Regions from separate parts of the Homo sapiens genome. Here region 2 is linked to region 1. The links are chromatin loops, found by intact Hi-C in ENCODE. Cell type or tissue: thyroid gland. All regions are shown on one strand. Each heading gives the region's core, and the rest is flanking DNA. Links, peaks and the distances in the headings are about the cores only. Region 1 holds the start of RPP25 (ribonuclease P/MRP subunit p25). Region 2 overlaps EDC3 (enhancer of mRNA decapping 3).

Region 1 (15,469 bases), core at 11,972-14,471:
AACCTCTGTCTCAATAAATAAATAAATAAATAAATAAATAAATAAATGTTTTACACAACTAGATTTCTGATAATTTGTTACGCAGCGGTTGCTAACTGGAACAAAGGCCTCTTAGCATCCTATGTGAACATTCTAAAGTACTAATCTAATCAAGATAGGCCTGATTAAAATCCTGCAATGACTCCTCAGGCTAAAGTCAAAGCTGGTGAGCACTACAGGATATTAAAAGAGATCTTAGGGGCCGGGCGCTGTGGCTCACACCTGTAATCCTAGAACTTTGGGAGGCCGAGGCAGGCGGATCACAAGGTCAGGAGATCGAGACCATCCTGGCTAACACGGTGAAACCGTCTCTACTAAGAAAATACAAAAAAATTTAGCTGGGTGTGGTGGCGGGTGCCTGTAGTCCCAGCTACTAGGGAGGCTGAGGCAGGAGAATGGCGTGAACCCGGGAGGTTGAGCTTGCAGTGAGCCGAGATGGTGCCACTGCACTTCAGCCTGGGCAACAGAGCGAGACTCCGTCTCAAAAAAAAAAAAAAAAAAAGAGATCTCAGGGCCAGGTGTGGTGGGTCACGCCAGTAATCCCATCACTTTGGGAGGCCAAGGTGGGCAGATCACCTGAGGTCAGGAGTTCGAGACTAGCCTGGCCAACATGGTGAAACCCCGTCTCTACCAAAAATACAAAAATAAGCCAGCTGGACGTGGTGGCACACGCCTGTAATCCCAGCTACTCAGGGGGCTGAGGCAGCAGAATCACTTGAACCCAGGAAGCGGAGGTTGCGGTGAGCTGAGATTGTACCACTGCACTCCAGCCTGGGCAACAGAGCAAGACTCTGTCTCAAAAAAATAATAAATAAATAAATAAATAAAAGAGATTTCAGACCAAGCACAGTGCCTCACAGCTATAATTCCAGAGCTTTAGGAGGCCAAGGTGGGAGAATCACTTGAGGCCAAAAGTTCGATACCAGCCTGGGCAACATAGCAAGCCCCTGTCTCTACAAAAAAATTCAAAAATTAGCCAGCATGGTGGCTCATATTTGTAGTCCCAGTTACTCAGGAGGCTGAGTCAGGAGGATCCCTTGAGCCCAGGCAATCAAGGCTGCAGTGAGCTATGATTGTGCCACTGCACATCAGCGTGGGCAACAGAGTGAGACTCTGTCTCCAAAAAATAAAATGGGCGGGGCGTAGTGGGTCACGCCTGTAATCCCAGCACTTTGGGAGGCAGAGGAGGGCAGATCACTTGAGGTCAGGAGTTCAAGACCAGTCTGGCCAACATGGTGAAACCCTGTCTCTACTAAAAATACAAAAAAGGTAGCCACGCGTGGCGGCATGTGCCCGTAATCCCAGCTACTTGGGAAGCTGAGGCAGGGGAATTGCTTGAACCAGGGAGGTTGCAGTGAGCTGAGATCATGCCACTGTACTCCAGCCTGGGCAACTGAGCAAGACTCTGTCTCAAAAAAATAAAATAAAATAAAATAGGCCAGGCGCGGTGCTCACGCCTGTATTCCCAGCACTTTGGGAGGCCGAGGAGGGCAGATCACTTGAGGTCAGAAGTTTGAGACCAGCCTGGCCAACATGGGGAAACCCTGTCTCTACTAAAAGGCTGTGGTGGCATGTGCCTGTAATCCCAGCTACTAGGGAGGCTGTGGCAGAAGAATCAGTTGAACCCAGGAGGCAGAGGTTGCAGTGAGCCGAGATTGCACCACTGCACTCCAGCCTGGGTGACAAAGTGAGACTCCCTCTAAAAATAAAATAAAGAGATCTCATTAATCACCTGGTCTTCTTTTCTGGCTAATTTTTTTTATTATTATTAGTAGAGATGGGGGGTTTCGCCATGTTGGCCAGGCTGGTCTCGAACTCCTGACCTCAGGTGATCCGCCTGCCTTGGCCTCCCAAAGTGCTGGGATTACAAGTGTGAGTCACTGCACCCAGCCAATCACCTGGCCTTCTTCCCTTCAGGTTAGGAACTAGGCAGCTTTGGGATTCAGGCTGATGGGTGGAAACAATCCCAAAGTAGGATCACCTGAGGTCAAGAGGTCGAGACCAGCCTGGCCAACATGGTGAAACCTCGTCTCTACTAAAAATACAAAATTAGCCAGGCATGGTGGTGCACACCTATAGTCCCAGCTACTTGGGAGGCTGAGGCAGGAGAATCGCTTGAACCTGGGAGGCAGAGGTTTCAGTGAGCCAAGATCGCACCACCGCACTCCAGCCTGGGCAGCAAAGTGAGACTCTGTCTCAAAAAAAAAAAAAAAAAAAAAAAAAAAAAAAAAGCCCCTGCATTTCCAGGTGAATTCCCTGAAAGTTTCAAGTAGAAGTTGCAACCTTGGCCCAGAGCAGTGGCTCACGCCTGTAATCCCAACACTTTAAGAGACCGAGGCAGGAGTATTGCTTGAGCCCAGGAGTTCCAGACCAGCCTGGGCAACATAGTAAGACCCCATCCCTACAAAAAAAAAAAAAAAAAATCTAAAAATGAGGTGGGAGGATCACCTGAGCCTGAGAGGTTGAGTCTGCAATGAGCTGTGATAGTGCCACTGCACACCTGCCTGGGTGACAGCAGTGAGACCTTGTCTTAAAAAAAAAAAAAAAAAGTTGTGCTGGGCATGGTTACTCATGCCTGTAATCCCAACACTTTGGGAGGCTGAGGCGGGTGGATCACTTGAGGCCAGGAGTTTGTGACCAGACTGGTCAACATGGCAAAACCCCGTCTCTACAAACAAAACACAAAAATTAGTTGGGCATGGCCGGGCACGGTGGCTCACACCTGTAATCCCAGCACTTTGGGAGGCCGAGGCGGGCAAATCTCCTGAGGTCAGGAGTTCGAGACCAGCCTGGCCAACATGGTAAAACCCCTACTCTACTAAAAAAAAAAAAAATACAAAAAATACAAAAAATTAGCTGGTGTGGTGGTGGGCACTTGCAATCCCAGTTACTCGGGAGGCTGAGACAGGAGAATTGCTTGAACTCAGGAGGCAGAGTTTGCAGTGAGCCCTGATTGCTCCACTACACTCCAGCCTGGGCGTCACAGCAAGATTCTGTCTCAAAAAAATAAAATTTAAATTAAAAAAATAAAAGGAGGCTGGGTGTGGTGGCTCACGCCTGTAATCCCAGCACTTTGGGAGGCTGAGGCAGGTGGATCACAAGGTCAGGAGTTCAAGACTAGCCTGGCCAAGATGGTGAAACCCCGTCTCTACTAAAAAATATATATATACAAAAATTAGCCAGGCATGGTGGTGGGCGCCTGTAATCCTAGCTACTTGGGAGGCTGAGGCAGGGAATTGCTTGAACCCAGGAGATGGAAGTTGCAGTGAGCTGAGATCAGGTCACTGCACTCCAGGCTGGCGACAGAGAGATACTCTGTCTCAAAAAAAAAAAAAAAGGAAGTTGCAACCTTGGGCTAAACTGAGCTACAGATACGTTATTTAAAAGCATGAGCTAGGCCAGGCGCAGTGTCTCACGCCTGTAATCCCAGCACTTTGGGAGGCTGAGGCCAGCAGATCACAAGGTCAGGCGTTTGAGACCAGCCTGGCCAACATGATGAAACCCCATCTCTACTAAAAATACAAAAAAAAATTAGCCAGGCGTGGTGGCAGGCACCTGTAGTTCCAGCTACTCTGGAGGCTGAGGCAGGAGAATGGCGTGAACCCAGGAGGCGGAGCTTGCAGTGAGCCAAGACTCCACCACTGCACTCCAGCCTGGGCGACAGAGCGAGACTCCGTCTCAAAAAAAAAAAAAAAAAAAAAAAAAAAAAAAATTAGCCAGGCGTGGTGGCGGGCACCTGCAATCTCAGCTCCTTGGGAGGCTGAGGAAGAAGAATCGCTTGAACCTGGGAGGCGGAGGTTGCAGTGAGCCGAGATCGTGCCATTGCACTCCAACCTAGGCGACAGGGCGAGACTCCATCTCAAAAACAAAAAACAAAAACACATGAGTTAGTTCATGTGGTAGATTGTCTGCAGAGATGGCTGTCAACAGTTCCTCCCATTCCTGTATATACATGTCAGGCCTTTCACCAAGAGGTACAGTTTATTTCCTTATCCCTTGAATCTGGTCTAGACATGTATCTTGGTTTGACCAATGGAATGTAGAGGACATGATAATGTGTGACATCTAGGTCTAGGCCTTACAAAGCCTGACAGCTCCCATTTTCACTGTTTTGGGATCAAGCCACTCAAGAAAGAAGCTTAGGCTAGAGTCCATGAAAAGAGAGGCCCAGCCAACACCCCCAGCCTTCCAGCCACCCCAGCAGAGGCACTAGACTTATGAATGAAGCCATCTTGAGTGTTCTGACCTCTGTCAAGCTCCCAGCTGAATGAAGCCATGTGAGTGACCACAGCCAGTATTAAGTGGAGCAGAAGAACTAACTGCCCAGCTGAACCCAGCCAAAACGAAGTCATTAGAAATAATACATCATTGGCTGGACATGGTGCGTCATGCCTATAATCTCAGCCCTTTGGGAGGCATAGGTGAGCAGATCACTTGAGCCCAGGAGTTCAAGACCAGCCTGGGCAACATAGTGAGACCCCATCTCTTTTTTTTGTGTGAGATGGAGTCTTGCTCTGCTGCCCAGGCTACACTGATCTCAGCTCACTGGAACTTCCGCCTCCTGGGTTCAAGCAATTCTCCTGCCTCAGCCTCCCGAGTAGCTGGGATTACAGGTGCCCACCACCATGCCTGGCTAATTTTGTGTTTTTAGTAGAGACAGGGTCCACTATGTTGACCAGGCTGGTCTAGAACTCCTGACCTTAGGAGATCTACCCTCCTCGGCCTCCCAAAGTGCTGGGATTATAGGCGTGAGCCACTGCACCCAGCCCATCTCTATTTTTAAAAAATATATAATAGTAAAAAAACATAAATAATACATCATTGCTATTTTAGCCACTAATTAAGGGGATGTGTGATTTTTGTGTGTGTGTGTGTGTGATGGGAGTCTCGCTGTGTTGCCCAGGCTGGAGGGCAATGGCGCAATCTCCACTCACTGCAAGCTCCGCCTCCTGGGTTCACACCATTCTCCTGCCTCAGCCTCCTGAGTAGCTGGGACTACAGGCACCGGCCACCACCACGCCCGGCTAATTTTTTGTATTTTTAGTAGAGACGGGGTTTCACCGTGTTAGCCAGGATGGTCTCAATCTCCTGACCTCGTGATCCGCCCGCCTCAGCCTCCCAAAGTGCTGGGATTGCAGGCGTGAGCCACCGCGCCTGGCCTGGTGATTTGTGATTTTAAGGTGATTTGTTACTCAGCAATAGATAACTGAAACAGTCGACAACATTTAAAAACCTGAAACTGGCCCACATGGCATGTGCCTGCGAATCCCTTGAGCCCAGGGGTTCAGGTCTGCAGTGAGCTATGACTGCACCAGTGCACTCCAGCTCTGGTCAACAAAATGAGACCTTGTCTCTAAAAGAAATTTAAAAATAAAAAATAGGCTGGGCGCAGTGGCTCACTCCTGTAATCCCAGCACTTTGGGAGGCCGAGGTGGGCGGATCACAAGGTCAAGAGATGGAGACCATCCTGGTGAAACCGCATCTTTACTAAAAACACAAAAATCAGCAGGGCGTGGTGGCATAAGCCTGTAGTCCCAGCTACTCGGGAGGCTGAGGCAGGAGAATCGCCTGAACCCAGGAGGCGGAGAGGTTGCAGTGAGCCAAGGTCGTGCCACTGCCCTCCAGCCTGGGCAACAGAGTGAGACTCTGTCTAAAAACAATTAAACATAAAAAAATAAAAAATAAAAACCTGAAACTGTCACATAAAAACATGAGTTTGGGGACTTCTTTTTTGAAAACACTGGACCTGTGTAGCTCACTTGGACTTCAGGGCAGAATCTTTTTCTTTTCTTTTTTTTTTTTTTTTGAGACGGAATCTGGCTCTGTCGCCCAGGCTGGAGTACAGTGGCGTGATCTCGGCTCACTGCAAGCTCCGCCTCCCGGGTTCACGCCATTCTTCTGCCTCAGCCTCCTGAGCAACTGGGACTACAGGCGCCCGCCACCAGGCCCGGCTAATTTTTTGTGCTTTTAGTAGAGACGGGGTTTCACCATGTTAGCCAGGATGGTCTTGATCTCCTGACCTCGTGATCCACCCGCCTCGGCCTCCCAAAGTGCTGGGATTACAGGCGTGAGCCACCGCGCCCGGCGCAGGGCAGAATCTTAAAGGTGTGCCCACAACCCCAGTGAACGAAGAAGATCTGTGGTTACAAGAAGACAACTGCTTCATCAGAGGGAAGAGTTCTGCCTGCTCCTGTGACTTCTCCCACAGCAGAAATGATGAGAGCTGGTGACATCCAATCATAACTCTATTATCTTTCCCAAGGCAGGTTCATCAGGCAGGTCATTCATCAGCAGGTACACATAATTTCTGGGCAGAGAGAGATAGAGAGTTCTCCCAGGAATTTTGCAAACAAAATATGTTCTCTTTCCTTGTTGAAATGTATAAAATTTATCTTCTGGGAGAATACATACAGGGTGCTTTGTGATTTACTTCAGAGTAGAAGGCAGGCACACTTGATTTACTTCATCGTTCGTTCAAGAGAAGGAAGACAATTATCTGGTTGTAATTATCCTCGTGGCCATAAAGGGAATTTGACTAAGTGTCTCCTGGAATTGAGAGGAACCCCAATTCATCCAGCTTGATTTGGGGGCTCTGTTCCAGGCTGGCAGGCTGGGGGATGGAGGTATCAAGGGTAGCATGTGAAAAATGCTGTTTCCACTCTCACCACCATGGGAAGGTGGGAAAGGAACAACTGTCAGGAAGAGAGGCGACCCAGGAAAAAGGGAACAATTTCCTGGCTTCTTCCCAGTACTCCAGACCCTAGGGGACTCTACAGCAAGGAAATTACATTGTTTGTCATGAGCCTGACTCAACCGGATGTGAAGGAAGAAGGGTTCTATCTATGTAACATTCAGAAAAGCTGACACAGACAACTCTCATTGAAATGAAGCAGAAAATGTTCAATCACACACAATCAAAATAAAACCACTGGGCCTGCAGTCCTGCCTGTCAATGAACAGCTGAGGCCCAGCAGTGCTGGCTGCCACATGGAAGTCAACATCCCCCTTCTGCCTCCCTGTGTTTTTTTACCCCATCCCCCCACCACCACGGGTTTCCCTACAAGCTTTAATGCTCAGTAGCTGAATCTATAGACAAGGGATTTAGCCTATCTCTGAAATCTGGGGTGACAACTCCATGGAAGTACTGGGGTATAACCTAAGACAATCATTTTTTTGTTTTTTGTTTTTCGGTTTTTTGTTTTGTTTTGTTTGTGCTCTGTCTCGCTCTGTCACCCAGGTGACACTACACTCGCTCTGGAGTGTAGTGGCCCAATCTCGGCTCACTGCAAACTCTGCCTCCCAGGTTTAAGCGATTCTGCTGCCTCAGCCTCCGGAGTAGCTGGGATTACAGGTGTGCGCCATCATGCCCAGCTAATTTTTATATTTTTAGTAGAGATGGGGTTTCACCATGTTGGCCAGACCCGTCTCAAACTTCTGACCTCAAGTGATCTGTCCGCCTCGGCCTCCCGAATTGCTGGGATTACAGGCATAAACCACCACGCCCGGCCTAACCTGAGCCAATTCTAAGAGATAAGTACTATTGTCATTGTTTCTATTTCACAGGGAAAGAAATCGAGGCACAGAGACGTTCCATAGCTTGACCAAGGGCACAGCTGGTAAGTGGCAGACCTGGGATTCCAACACAGGCAGTGGAGCTCTAGAGTCCAAACTCGTAACCACCCCATTAGCTGCTTCTGGGTGTCAGATGGGCAAGCATTTTCTGAGTTGTAAACAAAAACCTCGGTCGGGCGAAGTGGCTCACACCTGTAATCCCAGCACTTTGGGAGGCCGAGGCAGGTGGATCACGAGATCAAGAGATGGAGACCATCCTGGCCAACATGGTGAAACCCCATCTCTACTGAAAATACAAAAATTAGCTGGGCGTGGTGGCATGCGCCTGTTGTCCCAGCTACTGAGGAGGCTGAGGCAGAAGAATCACTTGAACCCAGGAGGTGGAGGTTGCAGTGAGCAGAGATCACACCACTGCACTCCAGCCTGGTGACAGAGCGAAACTCCGTCTCAAAAACAGACAAACTTCAGTGCACCCTGAAGGGCATATGATATATTTCTAGGGAAGCAGACCCAACCAAGCTCCCTATCTCTGCCCCAGGTCAGTGCTGGAGAAGGACCAGCCCTGATGCCTTCCACACCAGGCAAATGCAAAGCAGAACACGCCCTGGAGTGCTGTGCCCTTCATTATGGATAGCCAGGGAGGTCTTGATAGCTGGTGGCTTTCTGCCCTGCCTTCCCTTCCTCCTGCAATGGTCTAGTGCCATGGTTAAGAGCAGACACTGGAGCCAGACCATCTGTCTCTGGATCTGGCTCTAATTTACGTATGAAGTGGGTAGCAGCTACCTCATAGTGCTTGTTGTATGTGATGAGTTTGTACATGTAAAGTGCTTAGGATAGTGTCTGGCACATAGTACGTGCTAACTAAATGTCAGCTGTAATTGATAATGATTCCTCACTTTATCAGCTCTATATCTTCCTCCCATCCCAACGTTCTCAAGCATCCGGATTATTTTGTTTTGACCAATTCCCATTTTGGAGGGACCTTATCTTCAGAGGACAAAACTGATCCTAAGGGGGGAAGCAATAATGGAGGATTCTGGGCATCACAGCAGGCTCTTGGGAAGTCTTTCAGGAATAGGAGCTCTCCTGGGAACACTAATGTTGCCCAGGTGAGTGGCTTTTCGCTGCACTTGCCTCTAGAGTCTGGAAGGAAGATAGGGGAACTACTGGCAGCATCCCGTCTTAAGGAGAACGAGAAGGAGGTCCCATGGATGCTTTTGCCTCTCCTCTCCTTTCCCCTTCCACAGACACCACTCCTCATTCATTCTAGGCCCCACACACCCCTCTTCCTCTCAGGACTCCGGTGACTTGGCCTATCTGCTAGGAGAGCAATTGAATTTCATGCAAGATTAATGGTTCTTGTCCTCAAATGGCATCACTCACTGGGTCTGCAATGCAAACCCCCATTCCCCATCTGTGGGGCCAGAGCCAGCACAAGAGGTAGAGTGGCCTGCAGGCAAGAGGCTTGGCCAATGGTAAGTCTCCTGGGTCCTGTCCTGACTGGCTGAAGGAGAAAAGCAATACCTAGAGCTGAGCCATGGTGAGGAGGTTGGACCGAGGGTGAGATAGAGAGCTGAGAAGGAGAGCTGGAATCAGAGCACTACCCCAGGGCCTGGGACTCAGTCTGACAGAAGAGATGCCTGGCCTGGGCAGAGGCTCTTGTATGGCAGAGCCCTCTCCCTGTCTCCCAGACCACATTCACTTCCAGGCATCATCAACCAGCACTATTACATTTACAGAGAGCTCTGATACCCATAATCCCACTCAATCCTCAGGAGAGCATGTGGGGTGGTAACTGCTGTTACGTCTGTGAAAACAATCTCAGAAAAATTGTCAATCATGCATTCACTTAAACATCTATTAAGTGCTTGCTGTATGCCGGGAAATAAACCTAGCTCTCCTGATTCAAGGTCAGTGTTCTTTCCACGTGTTTGCTTCAATATGTTGATTCCTTCTTCCGTCTCCTCCTAAATTTGCCTCCCAAACACTCGCCTTCTGTTGCGATTTTTTTTTTTTGAGACGGAGTCTCATTCTGTCACCCAGGCTAAAGTGCAGTGGCGCAATCTCGGCTCACTGCAACCTCTGCCTTCCGGGTTCCTGCGATTCTCCTGCCTCAGCCTCCCAAATAGCTGGGACTACAGGCACTCACCACCATGCCCGGCTAATTTTTTATATTTTTAGTACAGACCGGGTTTCACTGTGTTAGCCAGGATGGTCTCGATCTCCTGACCTTGTGATCCACCCGCCTTAGCCTCCCAAAGTTCTGGGATTACAGGCGTGAGCCACCGCGCCCGGCTCTGTTGTGATTTTTGAAATGCCTACAGTTCTTTGATACCCTTCCCTTCAGGAAATGAAGTCTGAAACCCCTCCTTTTGAATGTAGGCTGGGCTACCTTCCAACTAATATAATAAACTGGAAATGATGGCGTGCAACTTCAGAGGAGGCTGGCCCATAACAGGCACTGCAGCTTCCTGCTTATTTTCTCTGTCCCTCTCTTTCTTTGTCTCTTTCTGATCACTTGCTCTAGGGGAAGCCAGCTGCCAGGTCATGATCAGACCAGTGGAGAAACAGAGGCCTCTGACCAACAGATATGTGAAGTAAGTTTGGGAGTAGATCCTCCATGCCCAGCTGACATCTTGACTGCAGCCTCATGACAGACCCTGAGCTAGATGAGACCTCTTCAAGCTGTTCTTGGATTTCTGACCCTCAGAAATTGTGTGATCTCACAATAATAAATGATTGTTGTTGGGTTTTTTTTTGTTTGTTTGTTTTGAGACAGTGTCTCGCTCTGTTGCCCAGGCTGGAATGCAGTGGTACAATCACAGCTTACTGCAGTCTAAACTTCCTGGAGCCACTGCACCTGGCCAAATGTTTGCTGTTTTAAGCTGCTGAGCTGTGGGGTAATTTTTATGCAGCAACAGATCACCAACACATCTTTTCCACTATGGAACACCCTCATCTCCCAAAGCTAACCCCTTTGGGCAGTTTGAGTCACTTAAAAGTTTATTTTTCTCATACATTCGGCTGAGATAGTAAAGGGAGTCAGAACTCTGAGTTCAAACATCTGTGGTTGCTTCTTTCTAGCTGTGGTACATAAGGCAAGTTATTTAACCTCTCTGGGTCTCAGTTTCACATCTGTCAAACAATGATGATACCTTCCTGGAAAGAAGAGTGTGGAGATTAAACACATCTGACCCAATGCTGGGCACTCGGTGGGTGCCTGCTAAATCTGAGTTCCCTCTGGCCCTGCTAATTTTCTTTTTTGTTGTTGTTGTTTTTGTTTTGTTTTGTTTTTGAGACGGAGTCTCGCTCTGTCGCCCAGGCTGGGGTGCAGTGGCACAATCTCGGCTCACTGTAAGCTCCGCCTCCCGGGTTCAGGCCATTCTCCTGCCTCAGCCTCCCGAGTAGCAGGGACTACAGGCGCCCACCACCACGCCCAGCTAATTTTTTGTATTTTTAGTAGAGACAGGGTTTCACTGTGTTAGCCAGGATGGTCTCGATCTCCTGACCTCGTGATCCGCCCGCCTCTGCCTCCCAAAGTGCTGGGATTACAGGAGTGAGCGACTGCGCCCGGCCTGGCCCTGCTAACTTTCTAATTCCTGACTCTACTTGCATGCTCCCAAGACCCTGCCCAAAGAGGCTGGGACTAGGATCAGGGGTTTTAAGAGCTCCTCATCCTCCTCCTGCAACAAGAGACAGAGGAGAGGGGCTGTACCAGCGATCCCCCTCCAGTGTGAACATGAGAGATTTGTCCACAGGAAGTAGGGTGTGCTGCTGGAAAGGTCCCAGGGAACCTTAACAGATATGTATTGGCTAGGCTTGGCCTCTAGCCCAGCTACCCCAACACCTCCTCCCAGGGTGAAAGGAGTCTAGCTTGCCACTCACCAGTTCACTGTGAGTGAAAACTGCTATTATTTCTGAGTCTTTCCCAATTTCTTTTCCTTTTCACCAGTTTTCTTTCCCCCAATCCCTTTACAATTTTTTTAAATTCACAAATAATATATGAAAAATAATAACAGCCAACATTTCCTGAGAACTTAGCAGCCAAGGTTCCAAGACGGCTGTGTCTCATAATCACTCTGTGAGGTAGATTACTATAATTAGCCCCATTTTACAGATGACAAAGCCAAAGCAAATGGGTTAAGTAAATTGTCCAAGGTCACACAGAGGCAGAAAGAAGCTAATAGAAGCTGAAGCTTCAGGGTCAGTAGCTCATTTATGCAAGCTGCTCCAAGACTCTGTATTCATATTTAATTGTCCTTTTCTTAAAGAAGGTAATGAAAACTTCATGCGGTAACAAGAGGTCAGTGTGCTGTTTTCTTGCAGATATTTTAAAAATACATTTACATCTATAAACACACACGGAAATAAATGCCCCCCTACTCTGTGTATGGCTGGCACCCAGCTCCTTTAACACAACGTCTTCACTGACTCCACTTTTCTAACCATTGTGTGGTGTGCACCACTGATGCTCTACTTTAAAATTTACCAGCCTTTCTGAAGTTGAGCCCTGTGCTCCCCTCCTCTGACTCTGGCCCCACCCTGGGGTTCCCACCCTCTTCTCAGCTTTTTCTCCCTTCGCCCTGTCCCCTACGCTGTTTCCCCCCTCATACAGCCCCTTTCCCTGTGTCCTCACTACTTCATGCCCCAATTCCTTCCTGCCTCTCGCGTTTCTCCTCTCTCCTCGCCACCCCGCCCCGTCCTTCACCGCCCACCCTGTTTTCCCCGCTCGCTGCCCGCTCTCTCCCACTCCAGCTTCCTCCAGGCCTGCCACATTACCCTAATTCACAGCACCCCATCCTTCCTCCCTCACTCCCCGCATCTCCCGCCCCCACCCCCTACACCCCTTCACGGCTAGGAGGGAGCGCACAGCCGGCGGGCTGCGACGCGCGCTGACAGTGTAATGAATGGCTTCAGCTGTAATTAGCGACCCCGCGGCTAATCACGATGTACATTTACATTTTAAGTGCTGCAGAGGGAGCGCGGGAAGGGGAGGGGACCGGCAGGAGGGAATGCGGCCCTTTTCGGCGTTCTCCCTTCACCGACTGTGGAGAGCAGTGAATGCGAGTCTTCTACATCCGACAGCAGTTTAGGAGGTTGGGGACGGCTGGGTCCTCGAGGGCCAACCTGGCCGGACGCAGAACCGCCCCGTCCTCGCCCTACACAAACCTGAAGCTCCCAGGACCCTTTCTCCAAATGACAGAACTCCGCCCAATCCCTTCCAAGTGATCGTGCAGCCCAAACTTGCATACTCCCGGGGACGGAGAGCTCGCTCCTTCCACAACCAGCCCGTTCCAACGTAACTTCCAGCCTTTCGGGGGCTTTTTCTCAGGGCCTGACCTTACACAGCCCTCGGTTCTCCACGCCCCGCTACGCGCTGCGGACAGTCTTTGTTTCTTCCCAAGGCTGCTGTGCCTCCAGCCCCCACCGCTGTGTGGGGCCCATGGAGACTGGACCGAGACCGAAGTCCCGGTTCGGAGCATACCCCGAGGGTTCCTGATCCCACCAGGAGACGGGGAGGGGGTCAGCCATTCACACATTGCGGTGCCAAGGTCCAGTCGCCGCAGCCACTCCCAGGAAGTGGTAAGAGGGTAAATCCCGGTTCTGAACAGCAGGGACCGAGGGCCGCTCCCAAGAAGTGACAAGGAAGTAAACCCTGGTTTTGAACAGCAGGGACTGAGAGCTGCTGCAGATGCCCAGAGGGCGAGAACAGCGGGAGGAGGGAGAACAGCATCTGGCAGCCCCATCTCCAACTGAGGCCCAGCAATCCAAGGCACTGTCATGCCCCCAGCACTTTCCCGGTGGCCCGCCCGCCCCAGCTCTCTGTGTCCCTCCCCGCCACGCCCCGTCACAGTCCCCTGGCTAGGACCAGATCTGCCGCCCTCTCTCAGTCCTGACTGCGTAGGGCGGGTGGAAGGAGGACGGGGGAATCCCGAGAGCAGTTTTAGGGAGGGTCGGGCCCCTTCTCAGACCCCCTCCCTTCCATCAGTAGTCCTGACAGCCCCCAATCTCATCTTTCTCTAATGCTTCTCTCACCCGGCAGGAGACCCCGGGCCTCTCTTTCGGTCCCGTGGAGTTTCCGCCGGAGAGGCATCCAGTAGTTCCATAATGCCCCCAGGGCTTCAACTCCCCATCTTCCTCCCTTCTTTCTCTCTTTTATTTTTTTTTAAGTCTTTTTAATTTTTGTGGGTATACAATAGGTGTCTATATTTAGAGGGTACATGAGACGTTTTGATACAGGCATGCAATGCATAATAATCACATCCTGGAGAATGGGGTATCCCTCCCTTCTCTTTTGTATTTTATTTAATTAATTAATTTATTCATTTTTCGAGACAGAGCTTTGCTCTGTCGCCCCGGCTGGAGTGCAGTGGCATGATCTCGGCTCACTGCAGCCTTCAGCTCCCGGGTTCAAGCGCTTGTCCTGCCTCAGCCTCCCGAGCAGCTAGGATTACAGGAGCGTGCCACAACGCCGAGCTGATTTTTGTACGTTTAATGGAGACGGGGTTTCACCATGTTGACCAGGCTGGTCTCGAACTCCTGACGTCAAGTAATCCGCCCACCTCTGCCTCCCAAAGTGCTGGGATTAAAAGCGTGAGACACCGCGCCCGGCCCCTCCCTTCTCTTTTTTAAAACCTGCGTTCACCTAGCCTCCTTTCGAAAAGGACCCCACTGGATCTCAAGGGGCCAATGTTGCCTGAGCGAATTCCGCCTGGGAGGAAGGGGGCGGCCACGTTGGCAAGGCATCGTGCCTGGCTCACCCTAAAGCGCGCAGCTCTAAGGGTGGGCTCTAGGGCCTGGGTGGAGCGAGCCTACCGCCTTTTCAGAAGAGGTCACGCCCGCTTCCCCACGCGCCTCGGGGAACAGCCTGGCCCAAAGCCTCACTCCTCACGTCCCAGGGGTGGACGGGGGTCCGGGAGCCTCGAGCTCCGGGCAGGCGTGGCGAGGCTGAAGTCTGGGTCTTCCGCGCCCCGCGAGGACCACGCCGCGACGTAATCGCCCGCGGGGAGGCGCGGAGTGGAGCCGCAGCCAGCTCCTCCCGCACTCTGCTGACCGCGCACTAGCTGTCCTTGAGGCAAGAATACTTGGGAGCGGAAAAAAGGTGGGGGTGTTCCCCGGGGCGGGGGAGGAGGGGCAAGGCCCCAGCAAGCCTCTTGGAAATCTCTCCCTGGGAGGGGACGAGGGGCGGCCTTCAGTTGCAAATGGGAAGGGCTCGGATACCGGATTTGAAGCAGTGTTTGCACGGCAAGCGCAGCTTTTATTTAGACTGCCGGTTTGTGAGGGTTGGCTCTCAGAGCGCTGATGGCGATTATAGTGGAACTTCACCTTCACCTGCTCATGCGCCCCGCAGCGCGCCCGCTCCCACGCCCGCGTAGCTGAGGACCCAGACTCGCCAGGAAAGGCTAGTGAGGCTGGGGCCCGGGCGGGCCCGGCCGGGCCGGGTCAGGGGAGGGGCCTGGCGGCAGGGGCGGGGCCTCAGCTAAAGGCGCGGAGCACCCGGCGCCGAGAGCGCTGAGTAGAGCGGCGCCCGCTCGAGAGAAGTGGGGCCGAGATCGCGCCGTCCCAGCCCGCCCGCCGGCGTCTGCGCTGCTCCGGCGCCCTTACCCCTGCTGGCCCTTGCAAGGCGCGACCGGCGGCCATGCAGCCCCGGGGCTGAGGCCGCCCCATGGCAAAGCCGGCGGTCCCGGCGACGACGGCGCATGGAGAACTTCCGTAAGGTGCGCTCCGAAGAGGCGCCAGCGGGGTGCGGGGCCGAGGGAGGCGGCCCGGGCTCCGGCCCCTTCGCAGACCTGGCGCCGGGCGCGGTGCACATGCGGGTCAAGGAAGGCAGCAAGATCCGGAACCTGATGGCCTTCGC
Region 2 (15,469 bases), core at 4,434-6,933, 320 kb after region 1:
TGGTTCACCAGTCACTACTTGAGCTCTGCAGAGCTGCAGAGCGTGCCTTAGTCCCGGAAGATGAAGAGGATGGGCCAGGGGTGATCCATGGTAAAATGTTGGCATTTGCAGAATCTTGGATAGAGTATACCCGGTTTGGACTTGGTTTCTGTAGTCACTTTCCCTTTCTCTTCTCCTTTTGAACTGCAGACTCTGGCCTGGTTGTCCCAAGTATTTCCTATGAGCTGCATAAAAAGCTGTTGTCCGTGGCTGAGAAGCATGGGCTGACCCTTGAGCGGAGACTGGAGATGACAGGTGTGTGTGCCAGTCAGATGGCACTGACCCTCCTCGGAGGACCTAACAGGTAAATGTCTATAAACTGGCAGGGACTCAATGTGGAGTAAGGATGCTCTGCCTGGCCACCACCACAGTGCCTCCCATACACACATACGAGTTCATTAGGCAGTTTCTGCTCATCTGATGGGAGTGTCTCTCTGAAGTCACTTTCCTGGATGCTGTGAGGTTTCTTTGCCCCTCCTCAGACCCATCTCCTAGATGTCCTCATTATTCTTCTGGCAAGCTGCCTTTTGACTCTCTCCTGATAGCAGCCATCGGGCCTGAGACTCCTGCTAACTATCAGAAGCCTTCCTTCTAGGAACCTTCGGAGACCTGGCCTTTGGCACTCATCATTTACTTTACGTGGCTGGGATGCAAATCAGTCTCCATACCTGAGAGCTTCCAGAACCACACTGACAACTGAGTAGGGGAGCTGGAGTTTGGCACCTTCCCACCTGCCCCTTATGCTCATATATCAAGGGCAGTGCCTTATTTTATTTGTAGACAGACTGATACCAGGTGCCAGACCTTCTGCTAGACACCGGGGACACGAAGAATAAAATACTGTGCCTTTCCTCTAGTAGCCCAATGAGGTCTCTAGAAAGTATAGTGCTGTAGTAGAGGAAACAAAATTCTCCAGTAAGCCATATTATTGCCCCAGGCTGGAGAAACCAGTCACCCTTCTGGAGCAGTGGCATCCAAGCTGAGCCCTGACGAACAAGTGGTGATTAACAGGGGCAAGCAAGAAAGAAGAAGGCATTCTTTTTTTTTTTTTTTTTGAGACAGGTTCTCACTCTGTCACCCAGGCTGGAGCACAGTGGCACAATCTCAGCTCACTGCAACTTCCACCTCCTGAGCTTGAGCAATTCTCCCACCTCAGCCTCATGAAGTAGCTGAGACTGCAGGCATGTGCCACCATGCACAGCTAATTTTTTGTGTTTCTGGTAGAGACAGGGTTTCGCCATGTTGTCCAGGCTGGTCCCAAACTCTTGGCCTCAGGTAATCTGCGTGCCTCTGCCTCCCAAAGTGCTGGGATTACAGGTGTGAGCCATTGCACCTGGCCAAGAAGAAGGTATTCTAAGTACAGGGAGTAGCATGTGCCAAGGGCAGAGAGAATCGAGAGACCATGGCACATGGTTGTTGGCAATCCGTAAGTCACTATGTGGCTGGAAAGTAGGGCCTCAGTACAGCTGAGTGGTAGGGAGCTGCTGAAGACATTTCAGTAGAGCTATGACATAGTTAGTCTTGTGTTTTAAAAAGATGATTTTTAGCTACAATGAGGACAGTCAATTCAATGGAGGCAAGACTGAAGGCAGTGAGATCAGGTAGAAAACTGCAAAACTTAGAAAACTGAGCCAGGGCCCAAGTGATGGTGGCCCAACTAGGGAAGCAGGGATCAGAAAAGTGGACAAACCAGGTTTGGTGAGGCATGCCTATAATCCCAGTTACTCCAGAGGCTGCAGTGGGAGGACTGCTTGAGCCCAGGAGTTCGAGGCCAGCCTGGGCAACGTAGTGAGACTTTGTCTGTCTCTTTTTTTTTTTTTTGTCTCTTAGAAAGAGAAGTGGACAGATGGGTGTTGTTGTTGTTGTTGTTGTTGTTGTTGTTTTTAAGGTAAATTCAGCAGGGCAAGGTAATTGAATGGATTTTAGAGGTAATGGAAAGTATAATGTCAGAAATCAGTGAACTTCAAGTTTTCTAGCCTGGACATCTGATTGGATGGTGGTTACATTCACTGTGATAGGAAACATGGGAAGAAGAGCAGGTTTGGGAGAGATGGTGGGTTTTGTTTTGGATGTGTTGAGTTTGGAATACCTGTGAGATATCCAAATAGTCTCTTAGCTATAAGGATCTGAAACTTAGGCCAGGCGCAGTGACTCACACCTGTAATCCCTATACTTCGGGAGGCCAAGGCGGGCAGATCACTTGAGGTCAGGAGGTCAAAACCAGCCTGGCCAACATGGCGAAACCCTGTCTCTACTAAAAATATAAAAATTAGCCAGGCATGGTGGCAGGTGCCTGTAGTCCCAGCTACTCAGGAGGCTGAGGCAAGAGAAATGCTTGAATCTGGGAGGAGGAGGTTGCAGTGAGCTGAGATCACACCACTGCACTCCAGCCTGGGCAACAAGAGCAAGACTCCATCTCAAAAAAAAAAAAAAAAAAAAAAAAGATCTGAAGTTCAGAAAAGGGTCTTAGCTGATGCTAGAGATTTAGGAGTTGTCAGCTTGTAGATGGTGTAAGAGTAGATGAGATCATATAAGGAGAAGGTGTGAACAGAAAGGGCCTAGGGTGGGATTCTGGGGAACGTCGGCATGTAAGGCACAGTTAGAAGGATGAAGAAGAAGGCAGGAGAGGTAAGAAACCAAGAGGGTAGCGTGTAAGAACCAAGGAAATAGTCTTTGAAGAAAAAAGGAACGGCCGGCAATGGTAGTGCTGAGAGATCAATCAAAATTAGAGTTGACAAGTGCCTGTTGGATTTTTCGGTAAAGAGGAGGATGTAGGCAACCTTGTGGGAGAGTGGTGTCTGGAGTGGGGAGGCCACTTCCAAAGAGCAGGGCAGATCTGGGTTCACTGGGGCAAGGAAAGCCTCCTTTCCCTGAGCAGCACTCACAGATCCAAAGCCTCACATGATAGGATGTTGCTTCCCACAGGGCCCCTTCCCTATTTGCAAAATGGAACCTGGTCCTTGGCTTGTGCTTCCAGCCATGGTGTTTGGGAGTGCTTGCCAGAAAACTGATATTGCAGATAAATCCTGTAGCTCCTCACTCCAGCCTATTTTCATTCTCTGGGCCTGATAATGTGTTTGGATGGAAGGCATCTCCTGATTCTGAAGTGATCTTAATTCAAGCAGGCTTACTCCAAGCCAGATGTAAGATTTCCACCTCCCTCATCCTATTTGAGTTGGGGGTTGGAGTGTTAGTTTTTCCTTTTTCTTTGATTTAGGCCTGCTTCCTAGCTGTTAGATCCTTGGGCTCTCCTGTGCCAGGGAAGAGCCAGGGAAATGCCTACAGGAGGGGGTAGTGTGAGGTGCCCTCTGAAAGAGCATCAGGCCCGTGTGTCTGGTGTCTCCTGCACCTCCTCCCAGAGCCACTGTTGGGGGCACTTTGAGACCATTAAGTGGCTTCCCAGAAACATTAGTTTTGGAGCAGGAGCTGAATGTCCTTACCAAATCACACTCCTCTCTAGCCAGCTTCTTGGGGCTGGCTGTCCTTGTGCCAGTCTTTTCTCTTAGTGTCTGAACTATCCAAAGGTCCATCTCCTGTCCTTTGTAGCAGTTGCTGATGTTGAGAAATCAGACCCGTGGTTAGTAATCTTGAAGTTTAATGTATGTCAGGTGCCATGCAGTGTTCCACAGTGCTTTCACAACATAATTTAATGTGGTCCTCATAACTTCACCTCAAAGCTAAATAATAGCCCTGTGTTTTTGGATAAGCACACTGTGGCTCAGAGAGCTGAGGGACTTGCCCACATGATACTGCTGGTACACAGTCCAGCCAGGCCTCTAATCCACATAGGTCCATTTCCAGTGCCCATATACTCTACACCTTGCCGCTGGGTGTGTGAATGCCATGCTCTGCTTCTTTTGATTGGGGGTGGGAGAGGTTCTCCCTGAGAGGAAGAACCCTTTTAGAGAACAAAGTGAGTCAGATTCCACAACTCTGCAGCATCCTCTGAAGGGAGCAATTCTCATCATATTTCCTCTAAATGCAGAAATGGGAAGGCGAATGGTTTGGTGTCTGGAATATAGAGTAGATTGTTAAATTCTCCAAAATGTGTTTGGGAATGGGGGCAGTTATGAAGCTCCTCTTAGCTTGACAACATCTTGTCATCTTCCTCCCTTTGGGAAACCGGTAAGTGACTATCATTGCTCTGCCACTAGGCAGGGACCTATGGCCTTGCCGTCCATCTCCTCCCTACATTGCTGCCCCGTGAGCCAACTGTGCTGCCTATGAGTTGGGCACAGCTCTGGGGCTAATCCTCTTTATCTCCTTATTTGTGGCTTCTCTGAGTCTAGAGGAGTCTCAGCTTTGAATAGCAGAAAACTGGAAGTGACAACTTCATCCAAGGCAGCTGCTAGCCTAGGAGGCCAGGTAACCCTTGGCCTGCTGCCTCCGCCATGGTCAGCACTGACTGAGTACCTTACCTTCTTTGTGTTAGGCACTGCTAAGTGCTGGGCATCCGATAATCTGCACAGCATCCTATGAAATAGATACTGTTAATGCCTGCAGCATTGCTTTCATTAACTTCAGTAAGCTACTAAGCTCAGTAAAGAGAACCATTGGCAACTGACTGAGGAGAATGGAGAGCTATGGTACTTGCTGTGAGCTTATTAGGAGTTGAGGAGAGGTAAAGGCATGAGCCAGAGTAATCCCAGCAGAGGTAAGTCTTGAACTGGATCTCCAAGAAAAGGCGGTTCAGAGTTTGGAAAGTGAAAGGCTTTCTGGGCAGGGGATGTAGTTTGAGCATAAGCAGGAAAGAGCCTTACAAGTGCAGGAGAGGATGAGACCAGCCCTGCTGGAGTGAAGCAGACACGTTGGGGAAGAAGAGCAGACAAGGCTGCAGAGGAACTATTAAGTGTTCATGGGTCAGCAAAGCGGTGTTGTGGCAACAGTGTTGTGTGGAGCAAGATCTGGGTGAACCACTTAGTGGGAGGACCCAGCAATGATGTGAGGTTGGGGTTTGGGACAACAGGAGTGCCACCCTATAGACCTGGCCTGCAGTGGATTTTGTCCCCCTCTGGAGCCTGGGACTTGGTGAGCAGTGGGTAAGAGATCTGAGACCAATAGGTGCTACAGGCAATTGTCTGGTATAGGGTGCAAGGGATTGGCAAGTATGTAGCTGATACTGCTTCTTCACCTTCTTTTCCAGGTTGAATCCCAAAAATGTTCACCAGAGGCCTACAGTGGCTCTACTGTGTGGACCTCATGTGAAGGGGGCTCAGGGTATCAGCTGTGGAAGGCACCTAGCCAACCATGATGTCCAGGTCATCCTTTTCCTGCCCAATTTTGTCAAGATGTTGGAATCTATCACCAATGAGCTGTCGCTCTTCAGCAAGACCCAAGGCCAACAAGTGTCTAGCCTCAAAGGTGAGCACTTAGGCAGGGCTGGGCTGAAGGCCTCCTCCCTCCTTAGCAGTTTGATGGTCTCGTCATGCCACCCAGTGGCGACAGGTGGAAAGGCACTACGTGTGTAAGGATGGTGCTTCGCCTCTAAGGAGTCTTAGAACAGTAATATACTACTTCCCATCCCCTTATGCTTCTCCCTCTCCAACTACTCACATGAAGAGCTGGGGACCCATTGGTCCATTCCACAAATATTCGTTGAACAGGCACTCTTCCTGATGCTAGGGATATGGCAACAGATTTTTTTAAATCCATTCTTCTGTGGAGCTTATATTCTGGTTAGGAGGAACAAAAAGACATGTAACATACTTGTGTAGTTGTAGTAAGTGATGTGGATAAAAACAAAGCAGGGAAAGGAGGCATGTTGGAGGACTGGGTGGAGAGTAGGAGACTTGGACATTTCAGGGTCAGGTCATGATGGGCCTTGGGGATGACCACAAGGATTTGGGCTTTTACTCTGGTGAGATGGGCAGTCATTGAAGGAATAAGTAGAGAAATGATATAATCAAATTTAGGTTCCAGATGATCATTCTGGGTGCTGTTTGAGAGTAGACTACACAGAGGAGTACAGAGAAGTGTCAAGATGCTGTTGTGATCATGGGAGAGAGAGATTATGGTGGCTAAGACAAGAGTGGTAGTGCCAGAGGTGGTGAAGGTAGTTAGTTTCTAAATCAGTTTTGGAGATAGAATCCACAGACTGGATGTATGGGGGGTGGGAGAAAGAGAAGAGTTGGCAATGGCTCCAAAGTTTTTGGCCTCAGTAACTGAGGTGCGATCACTGAGATGGGAAAACTTGATAGAGAAGGTTTGGGGAGGAACAGCAGAAGCTCAGCTTGAGACACCTATTGGATATGCAGGTGGAAATGTTGATAGGGAACGAGTTATATGAATCTGAAGTGAAAGGATTCAGCCTAGAGTTACAAGCCATAGGGAATATTTAAGCCATGAGGAGCCTGGATATGCTGTCACATAGGAAGAGAGTAGATACAGAAGTTGGAAAACTGAGCTCTTTATTTAGAAGTCAGGGAGTAAAGAGCCTAACCAAGGAGATGGGACAGGAATGGTCAGTGAGGGAGGAAGAAAACCAGGAGAGTATGGTAGCTGAAAGCCAAGTGAAGAAAGGAGCATGTGGTCAGTGTGTCAGCAAGCCCCGTTCTAGGTTAAGGTCAAAGGAAGACAGAATCGACCACTGGATTTAGCATCTCTGTGGAGGCTCCTGGTGAGCTTGATGAGTGGTCTTAAGTGGAGTGGTAGGGACAGAGTCTGACTGGAATGGGTTTAAATGAGAACAGCAGGGAGAAGAATTGGAGAGAGCAAATATGGCCCAGAGAAGGGACTCCACCAGAGGTCACATAGTGAGTCAAGGGCAAAGCCTGGACCAGAAACTTCACCTGCTAAGTCTCGGGCCAGGCTCCTGTGGGCACACAGAAGATAGGATGCCACTCTCACTCTTGAGAGCCTCATCACCCACAGGGACTCCCCCCGGTGGCACATTCTAAGCAAGGAAGTTGTGAGTCTCTAGCTGAGAAATGCTAATACTCTAGGCTGAGAGCTGGGAAGGGGGCCTGGTGTGGGTTCCCCTTGTAATTTTTAACATGATGCCCCCTTCCAGGCAGTTCTTCCTCTTGCTGCCCAAAAGTTTTCCTATCCCAGCTGCTCCAGGACACAAGTCTCAACGACCATTAAGTTTGGTCTGATTTATGCTATTCTCAGTTTAACTTCTTAGGCCAGTACAGGATCTACATACTTGTTGAGACATCCTTTTCTAATACTGTCCCAGAAGCCTGGTTAGAGCAGAGGAGCCTGGGAGAATAGTAATAGGTTCCCTCTTAATTCTTAATTAAGGTTGGGCTGAGTGGAGGACCCATTCCTGTGAGATAATGAGTACGAGAGGGGACAGGCTTGCTAGAGTAGAATGAGTAGGCCAGCTGGAATAGAATAAGCATGCTCTCACCTGCTCACCCTTCTTGGGTCAGCAGATAGCAGTCAGCTCCTGTTTTTGCTGGACCTGAGTGGGGTTTCCCTGTGATGGCCACCTTGACAGTGGACTCTGCCTTCCCAGAGGTCATAAGGTGCCCAGGGCATTAGTTGGATATACAGAGGCATGCCTGAGAAGGCAGAGGAGGTGAGGGCTTTGTGCCCTGAGAAGCTCTGCACACTCAGGACGACAATGGTTCATCCTGAGAACTCCAGGAGGGCAGTGGTCTGCTGGGCTGACATGCACTTGGTCTCTAGCACTCAGCCCAGCCAGCTTGCAACTCCTAGGGCCTGTGCCCTGGCCCAGCTTTAAGAAGGCCAGCCTTTGGAGAGGCATTCGAGTGGTGTCTGGAAAACAAAGACACCCTTGGGGTGACCTGGGCCCTAGTCCCAGCCTGGGCTGCTCTCTGCTCATAGGGACTTTCAGATGGCACTCTTTCCACCTGCAGATCTGCCCACTAGCCCTGTGGACCTGGTCATCAACTGCCTGGATTGCCCTGAGAACGTCTTCCTGCGCGATCAACCCTGGTACAAGGCAGCTGTGGCCTGGGCCAACCAGAACCGGGCACCAGTACTCAGCATAGACCCTCCTGTGCATGAAGTCGAACAGGGCATTGATGCCAAATGGTCACTGGCACTGGGCCTGCCTCTGCCACTGGGGGAGCACGCAGGCCGTATCTATTTGTGCGACATTGGCATTCCCCAGCAGGTCTTCCAGGAGGTGGGCATCAACTACCACTCGCCCTTTGGCTGCAAGTTTGTTATCCCACTGCACTCTGCTTAGAGGGTTCCTGCGCAGGCAGGACTCTGCTGTCCCCTGCTGCTCCTGATAACAAACGCCTTAAGGATATGAAGCTTCATGGACCTTGTTAAAGTTTTTTCTCTTTTGGGTTTGTTTCTTCTGTGAGAGAACAGAACTTACTTAAAACTGACCTGTCACTTGCTCTTAGCCAGGGAAGTCTTTCCCACTGGGTTCCGGGCTGGGTGGCAGGCTGAGCGTGCAGCAACTCCAGGCATCTCTACCCTCAGCCCCCTGCACGGCCAGGTGGGCCTTTGTTTACAGCCGTAGGCAGCTCTCAAGACTGTGTTTCAGGTTTACAGCCACTGGGCCTGGGCACACACATTGAAGAGTGGGCCAGGTCCTGTCTGGGGGCCTGTACCTGCTCTATTTCAGAGCTTGTGGCTTTGTGTCTCCCCTGCTTTCCCCACGCAGACAGCCCTTCCTCTGTAGAACCAGCTGCACGGCAGCTGTCCACCAGAGGGCAGACCTGCACTCTCCATTCATGTCCAGGGCTGTGACAGACCAGGCCTTCCCCTAGCCCCACAAGTTGATTTGGGGGGTTTTGACCCTTACTCCTGAGCTGATCCAAGTTTTATGCTGATTTTTCCAAGGATCTCTCCCTCCTTTTCCCTCCATCACTCAGAGGTAGGGAAGGGGGCGGCATTAGGATGGTGTTACTGTATTGGGATTTTATGTTGTTCTGTCGTCTTCAGCACAGGTAGTATAAGGTTATATTACTGTAGAACCACAGTGCCCATCTTGCCAGCAGTGCCCGCCCCCACCCTCAAAGCTGAGCAGGTTGAGCCTTTGCCTAGTCTGGGGCCAGACCCCTCAGATGGGGATATCCCTGGGGGAGCCTGGTGCTGAACCAGAAGAGGCTTCCTGGTGCTTCTGTCCTAGGCCACCACTCCTCCAGCCCTTTGCCCGCACATACATGCCCCACCTACTCTTTCATCCCCTCTGCCCTTCCCCTGAAACGGTCCTTTGCAGCTGTCATCCCAGAGCAGGCAGATGGGCTCCCGTGCTTGAGCTCCACCCCAGCTCTTACATCATCTGGGCTTTGAACCTTTTACATTTGTCCAGTCTAGATGAGTAGGCTTGGGGCCAGCACCCTGTCTCAAAGATGGCAAAATGAGGCTAGTTCTGGATGAGCTAGCTGGTGTGGGTTCCAACCATAGGAACACACTGATGCTCAAATCCTAAGGTGCCAAGCTCTAGGCCCTGGAGGCTGGTAGAACAGGATCTATGCCTGGAATCCTGGCAGGGATTCCTGTCAAGGACTTGTGTTTAAGCCTGCTTCAGGGCTTCAGGCTGCTTCTGCTCTGTGTCTGCCCAGGCTGGCTGAGCGGGTGGATGGGTGGACAGAAGGGCTCACCAAGGATTGTGGACATAGGGTAGGCCCTGGTACCACGGGTTTCAGGCTGTTATCACTTCCCTTGTAGGAACATAGCCAGAAGCAGATGAGCCAGGGTAGAGGGCTGGCCCCTCCTCTCATCTTCCCTTCAGTCTTAAATTGTCTCCAGCGATGGGAAGAGGCCAGGGACTGTAACCCTTGTGCTGTGTATTCTCTGAGCCTCTGCTCACTCTCAGGGCCAAGCAGCTCCCAAGCCGGGGCCCTCTCTTGGCCAAAATCTGAGGAGCAGTCTAGGTTACAGGCTTTTTGGTAGGTAGGTTCTGGCTGCCTGTTAATGCAGTTAGGCCCCCTGATTAGGTACAGTGAGAAACAAGCTAGAACAACCCTGGCCCAGAAGACTGTCCACTCCAGCAAGATCCAGGGATGATAGCCTTGCAGGGCCACTGGGAGTTTGTGCCCAAGCTTCTCCCTCTTCTCTCCCCAGGGGGCACTGGGACTGGTCCCTGCCCTCATCCTTAGCCTGGGCCTTCCCCAGAGGTATTAAAGAGAAGTATGATTCCTCTGTCTTCAGTTCTTTTCAGGGGCATCCTGCCCATAGTACCCAGTTCCCAAGGGGCCCCCAGTCACGTGGTGAAGCCTAGCACTCATGCAGCTCTTAGGGAACCAAAAACCAGCACTGAAATAAAGCTGAATGACTGACTGAGTCCTGTGCCGTGTGACTTGCTCTGTAGGCTGTCATGAGGTGCTGTCTGTCCCAGCCTAGGAACCCGCCCCACTCGTCTCCTGCCCTCAGCAGGCCATAGTTGTTGGGCACATACAGCCTAAAGTCCTGGCCAGTAATGGGACTGGCAGGCTGTGGAAAACCAGACCCCACCTGGCTAGCCACGGTGGGCTGATTCCCTTAGGTTCTCTGGGGCTGAGAGGTACAGAAGCCAGCAGGGCAGAGGTGCCATCTAGGACTGCTCAGCAGCCTGGGCCCAGAGGATGTCCCCAATTCTGGTCTTACCCCTGCCTAGCTCTTCTGTGCCTGGCCCAGTTCACACTTAGCTCTCCACAAGCTGAACTGCTAAGAAAGACTTTATTAATAAGGTCAGGTAAGGGGAAGGCAAGGAGCCTGGAGATGGACACACTGGTACCAGGGGTTACAAACAGTAAGAAACACTTTATTATAACTTTATAACATATAAATAGCTTGGGTCAAATCTGTGCTTTCTGGCAGCTGGGCACCAAGTCTGCTCCCCTGCAGGCTCCTGCCTTCCTTCACATTGCACTGTTCATTGGGTGGCTCTGGCCTGGGGCCTGGCGGTCGAGGCTGGAGTCAAGGGGCTGGGCGGCCCAGTCCCGCCCTCCATCTCCTCATGCGGTGGCCTGTGCCTGTCATCTGCTTGGGTTGCGGCTGGTGTGGAAGGACCGCTCCTCAGGGGTCAGGCCAGCAAAGAAGGGGTGCAGCAGGGCCTCGGCCAGTGTGATGCGCTGGGCAGGGTCAAATTCTAACATCCTCCTCATCAGGTCAAACAGCTGCACGTGCTCCAGGGAGTCTTGGAGCATGTAACTCTGCTCAGGGACACAAGGTGCCTCAGTGTGACGGCAGGGTCGTGGGAAGCCACAGCAGGTCCCCTTGCCTCTGGGACGCCTTGCTGGACTGGATCGAGGAGGCAGTGATGCCTCCTTGGAGGACTCTACTTCCGCCCTCCTGGACAATGAGCAGCTCCTTTCCTTTCATGCCTGTTTAACGTTTTGCTCGGAACTTGCCAGGCTACTAGGTGTCTTGCTGGGTTGATGCCTCTGCCCCCACATGCAAAGTCCTGACAGGTGGGTAGAGATCACCTCTGCGAAATTCACTTGTCCGAGCACCAAATGCAGTTGACAGAGGCTTCCTGGCCATGTCTAGGTCTTCCCTCCCCCTCACCTCAGTCCTGCCTAGTTCTTCCCAAAATTTCGAGGAGAGAGAGGGACAGGAAGCAGCAGGGCTTCTGACATCTGGCTCTTCTGGTGTTCCCCAATTACATTCATAGCCACCCTATGGGGAAGGGGTAGGGCTAAGGGCCCCTCTGGGGCAGTTTGCAAGAAGCCCCATTGCCAGCACCCAGCAGTCTTGGGTGCCGCCTCCCATAGAGCTGGATCAAGGAGGCAGCCTTTAGCGGCCTGGCCTGTCTCTGCTGTATGTCTGCCCAGTGCCTGGGGTCTCTCCTTGGCATGAGTTCAGCTGGGGGTAGCCAGAAACTGACCTTCAGAGGTTTGCAGTTCTCCTTCACATACCGGCCGTCAGAGCTGTTCTCATCCCAAACTAGGCCCCCTTTGTAGAAATATTTCTGCTTCCTGAAAATTAAGGGGGTGGAGTCAAGTGTGGGAGTAGTAAGGGGACAAGCCTCTGGTGGGAGGTGGGGAAGAGCAGCTCCCAAGACAGCAGCAGAACCAGGGCAACAGGTCTGCAGGGGCACACAGGGAAGGCTTTTAGGAGCCTGCGGAACCATGGACTGTCCAGCAAAGACTCACCACATCCAGTACCCTGCTGACCCACAGCCAAGAAGAGAAAGGCCTCTATACCAACCCTGAGGGGGCTACTGGGGTCCTTACCTGGTACGGTGGATCATGTGTGATGGGATGGGCCCTAGGATCTTCTCCATCATCACCAGGTGCTCTCGGTTTTCGTGGGTCTGTGGAAGATTAGGGACAGTGCAAGGGGGTCAGTACTAGCTCTGGCCCCTTCAAGGAGAAAAAGGAACAAGAAAGATGGGCAAGTGCCCTCACTGCCCCAGGACATGCAAACCTACCAATGAAGCGGCAGCCCCAGCTTCTCCTGCCAGCCTGTGCCTAGGCTCCTCAGCCCTTGTGGGTGGAGGTGGACTGGGCTGTGACTACATTTCTCTCTGGTTAGCTCTTCACTCCCTGCCCAGAACATGCCCTGTCCCAGCCCATCCCGATGCCTTTAGTCATCTGTGCCCCTTATCTAGAAGGTCAGGTCACCTCCTACCCCATCCTCCATCCTCGATGGCCTAGCATAAGACTCCTCTGAGTGTTCCAGCTACCCTGACCTCTGCCTTCCCTTTAGCATCTACATCCTTAAAGGGTCTGAATCTCACATGATGATTAGTGGGAGGAGGAAGACACCTGTCTTCTCATCCATGTGGGGCTTCCCACCCCAGTGGCCTGCAGCCTATCACAGTAGCAGTACTCAGGGTAGGGGACCAATGCAGGGTGGCTGTACCTGGAAGAGTGTGAAGCCCCGGTAGTACTCAAAGAGAATGCAGCCAATGCTCCAGACGTCACAGGGCTGTGCCCAGCCCAGCTCTGCAAGCCAAGATGGGGAGAGGCTGTGAGATCCGGCCTTATGCTTCCAGCCTGGAAGTCACAAGGCAGCCACCACACCGGCTGGCAGGACTCTTGCCCAAATCCCAGTACGAGGCCCTCTCTCAGTAAGGCTGACAGATAAAGCCAGGTCAGTCACCTGTGTCTCATGACACTGGCCCCTTGGTCTGAGAAACTCTGCCTGCCCTGGGTGGCAGAGAATGACAGGCATGCCACTGCCTCTGCTCATACCCTCCCAACAACAGTCCAGTATGACAAGGTCACAGGCCATACAGTCACTCACCAAGGATCACCTCAGGCGGGCGATAGTGACGGGTGGCCACAATGGTGGTGTGGTGCTCATGGTCAAATGTGGCACTGCCAAAGTCAGCCACTCGGATGCTGGTGTTCTTCACTGACTTCTCCTCACAGCTCTGAAAGGCAAGGCAGGCCTGCCAGGTCAGGAGTCTGCACCAGCGGGTAACCCACCCCTGAAACAGGGCCTCACCCTTACCCCCACCAATACCTTGTGCTCATTGTAGAGGGTTTCAAACTCAGAATTCACAAACAGGATGTTCTCTGGTTTCAAGTCTGTATGGGTCAGCTGATTCTCATGCAGAACTAAGGTAGCAGGGAAAGAAGGGGAAGTAGGCACTGAGAAGCTGGCTCTCCTGCCAGCTCTAGGCCAGACCCCTCTTCCAATGCCAGCAACTGCCAGAGGTCCTCACACCCCCACCTCAGCAGGGAGCTGGACTACAGCCTGCCTCTGTGCTGGCCTCCCTCTCAAGGGTTCTCTGTACTTGAGGCCTTGGAGGGTTCTGATACTTTAGCAGGGGGGTAGGAAAGAAATTTGCCATTCGAAAAACCTCCCTCCACCTCTCCTCTGCAGAGACCAGGCCTCCTCACCTGTCTCTCAGCAGAGCTACAGCAACAGCCTCGAGGTGGTTCCCTCTTCCCTGCACCAGCTACATAATTTGCAGGGCCCTTTGCAAAATGAAAATGCAGGTCCCCTGTTCAAGTTACTAAGAATATTAAGGTGGTGGCAAAAGGACATTAAATCAAGCACAGGGTCCTGTGCGACTGAGTGCACAGGTCGCATACCCAGGAAGACAGCCCCGCCTCTCATTGCTAGTCATAAGCAGGCAAGCCTTTCCCCTCCAGCCCCTTCTGACAGTGGCTTCTTGCTAGTAGTCACTTTTCAGCTCAAGGATCCCATCTGGCACTCAAGACCCTCACAACTATGTGGCCCACCACTCCCCAGTGGCAGTCTACTCCACTGGAGCCAATTCTCAGCCCGTTAACAGGCTCCAGGCCTCACCAAGCTGTTCCCCTTGCTTGGAATCCTTGTCCCTGTCCCATCTTGCAGATCCTGTGGGAGGAGGAAGACACCTGTCTTCTCATCCATGTGGGGCTTCCCACCCCAGTGGCCTGCAGCCTATCACAGTAGCAGTGCTCAGGGTAGGGGAGCGATGCGGGGTGACCTTGAGCGATTCTAGCTCAACGCCTACCAACTTCACCAAGGAGCCTTTCTGTACTGCTGCAACCATTGCAAATCCTACTGCGCTGAGCCCTGGCACTGCCAAATAATGCTTTTCCAGGCTGGCAGGGAGATGACAAGTCAGGGTTAGACCGAGGGTCTCCATGTGGGCAGGACCTGTGGTGCTATCTGTCAGGTCAGGCTTCTACCTTTTTATCCCATGCATGAAGCAGGGAGGCAGGGTTGGTGGTTAGGCCAATTCCAGAGCAGTTCGTTTCTGTTTTCTTCCTGAGTGCCTGGGGGTAGAGAGGCTGGTCCAGGAGGTCCCTGGAGGGAGCCCTAGCCTTTCCATCCTCACACTGAGATTCCCACCCAAAGACAGGCCTTTCCGCCAAAGGGGATCTGGTGTCCCTCAGGCCCAGGAGAATGGTTAGTAACGTGCTGGAATGAATGGGGACAACAAGTAACCAGATGACTTGGCTGCAGGCATGTGGCTGCCCATGCTTCTTTTGAGGGTGGACACTTACATCTAAGGGCGTGGCAGAGCTGGTAGGCCATGTGCCGGACATGTGGTAGGGGGTAAGGCTGGAAGTTATTCTCCTTCAGGAACTCAAAGGTGTTCTTGCCCAGGAGCTCAAAGGCGATGCACATGTGACCGTGGAAGTTGAACCAGTCAGACATCAAGACACACAGGCTGGAGGAGGAGGATGGGCAGGGCTCAGGCTGTGTGCTGGGGGCCTGCCTCACCCCCTCTCTCAGATGAAGACAGTTCCCAACTCTCTCCTAGGCCACCGGGTCACACACCAGAATGCAGATACACACAGTGCAAGAGAAATCAGAGCAAGAGCACCTCTCCCCACCAGCCATCACCCAATACCCAGATGAGCTCTGGGCAAGGACTAAGCTTCCTGCGGGGGGTAGGGGAGATGTCCACGGTTCTGGTCCAAGCCCTCCGAGCTTCCCTACTTATGATATGGAAGCAGCCCTGCCTCAGAGTTGCTGAGGGAGAGATGGAAAGTGCTAGTGCACTCCGCAGGACTGGTGCTGCTTTTCTCCACTTGCTCACTCTGCTGAGCTTCGTGAGGGTCTGTGCTGGATTCACCCATCTGCCCAGGCTCAGCACAGTGCGTGGAGGAGAGTGCTCAGTGTGTCTGCC

Evidence for each region. Hi-C counts contacts between places; a loop is a spot of excess contacts. Peaks named below come from ENCODE experiments on the same cell type or tissue, not always from the same donor. Only the 100,000 strongest peaks of a DNase experiment are listed, where the experiment ranks them.
Region 2: it touches region 1 in a loop (4-fold over the local background); 72 of 110 quality-filtered maps call a loop at or near these places.

Annotation. Positions count from the first base shown.
Region 1 is chr15:74,956,426-74,971,894 of GRCh38, reverse strand. It overlaps RPP25 (ribonuclease P/MRP subunit p25), which reads left to right and starts at 15,123. Exons shown (of 1, transcript NM_017793.3): 1 at 15,123-15,469. The coding sequence starts at 15,312. RefSeq lists enhancers at 12,955-13,511, 14,506-15,439, 15,440-15,469 and a silencer at 14,831-15,469. In thyroid gland, for the core only: a CTCF peak has its summit at 13,236; DNase peaks (open chromatin) are centred at 13,204, 13,454 and 14,384; H3K4me3 peaks cover 2,267 bases; H3K27ac peaks cover 2,256 bases.
Region 2 is chr15:74,625,340-74,640,808 of GRCh38, reverse strand. It overlaps EDC3 (enhancer of mRNA decapping 3), which reads left to right. Exons shown (of 7, transcript NM_025083.5): 5 at 190-343; 6 at 5,183-5,400; 7 at 7,863-10,251. The coding sequence ends at 8,197. CLK3 (CDC like kinase 3) reads right to left here. Exons shown (of 13, transcript NM_001130028.2): 7 at 14,841-15,007; 8 at 13,363-13,457; 9 at 13,141-13,270; 10 at 12,757-12,839; 11 at 12,126-12,205; 12 at 11,777-11,867; 13 at 10,608-11,102. The coding sequence ends at 10,926. Among named protein-coding and RNA genes, the nearest start is that of CLK3, 17 kb to the right of the region's middle. RefSeq lists enhancers at 8,509-8,658, 8,719-8,778, 10,984-11,484. In thyroid gland, for the core only: a CTCF peak has its summit at 5,481 (motif pointing left); a DNase peak (open chromatin) is centred at 5,439.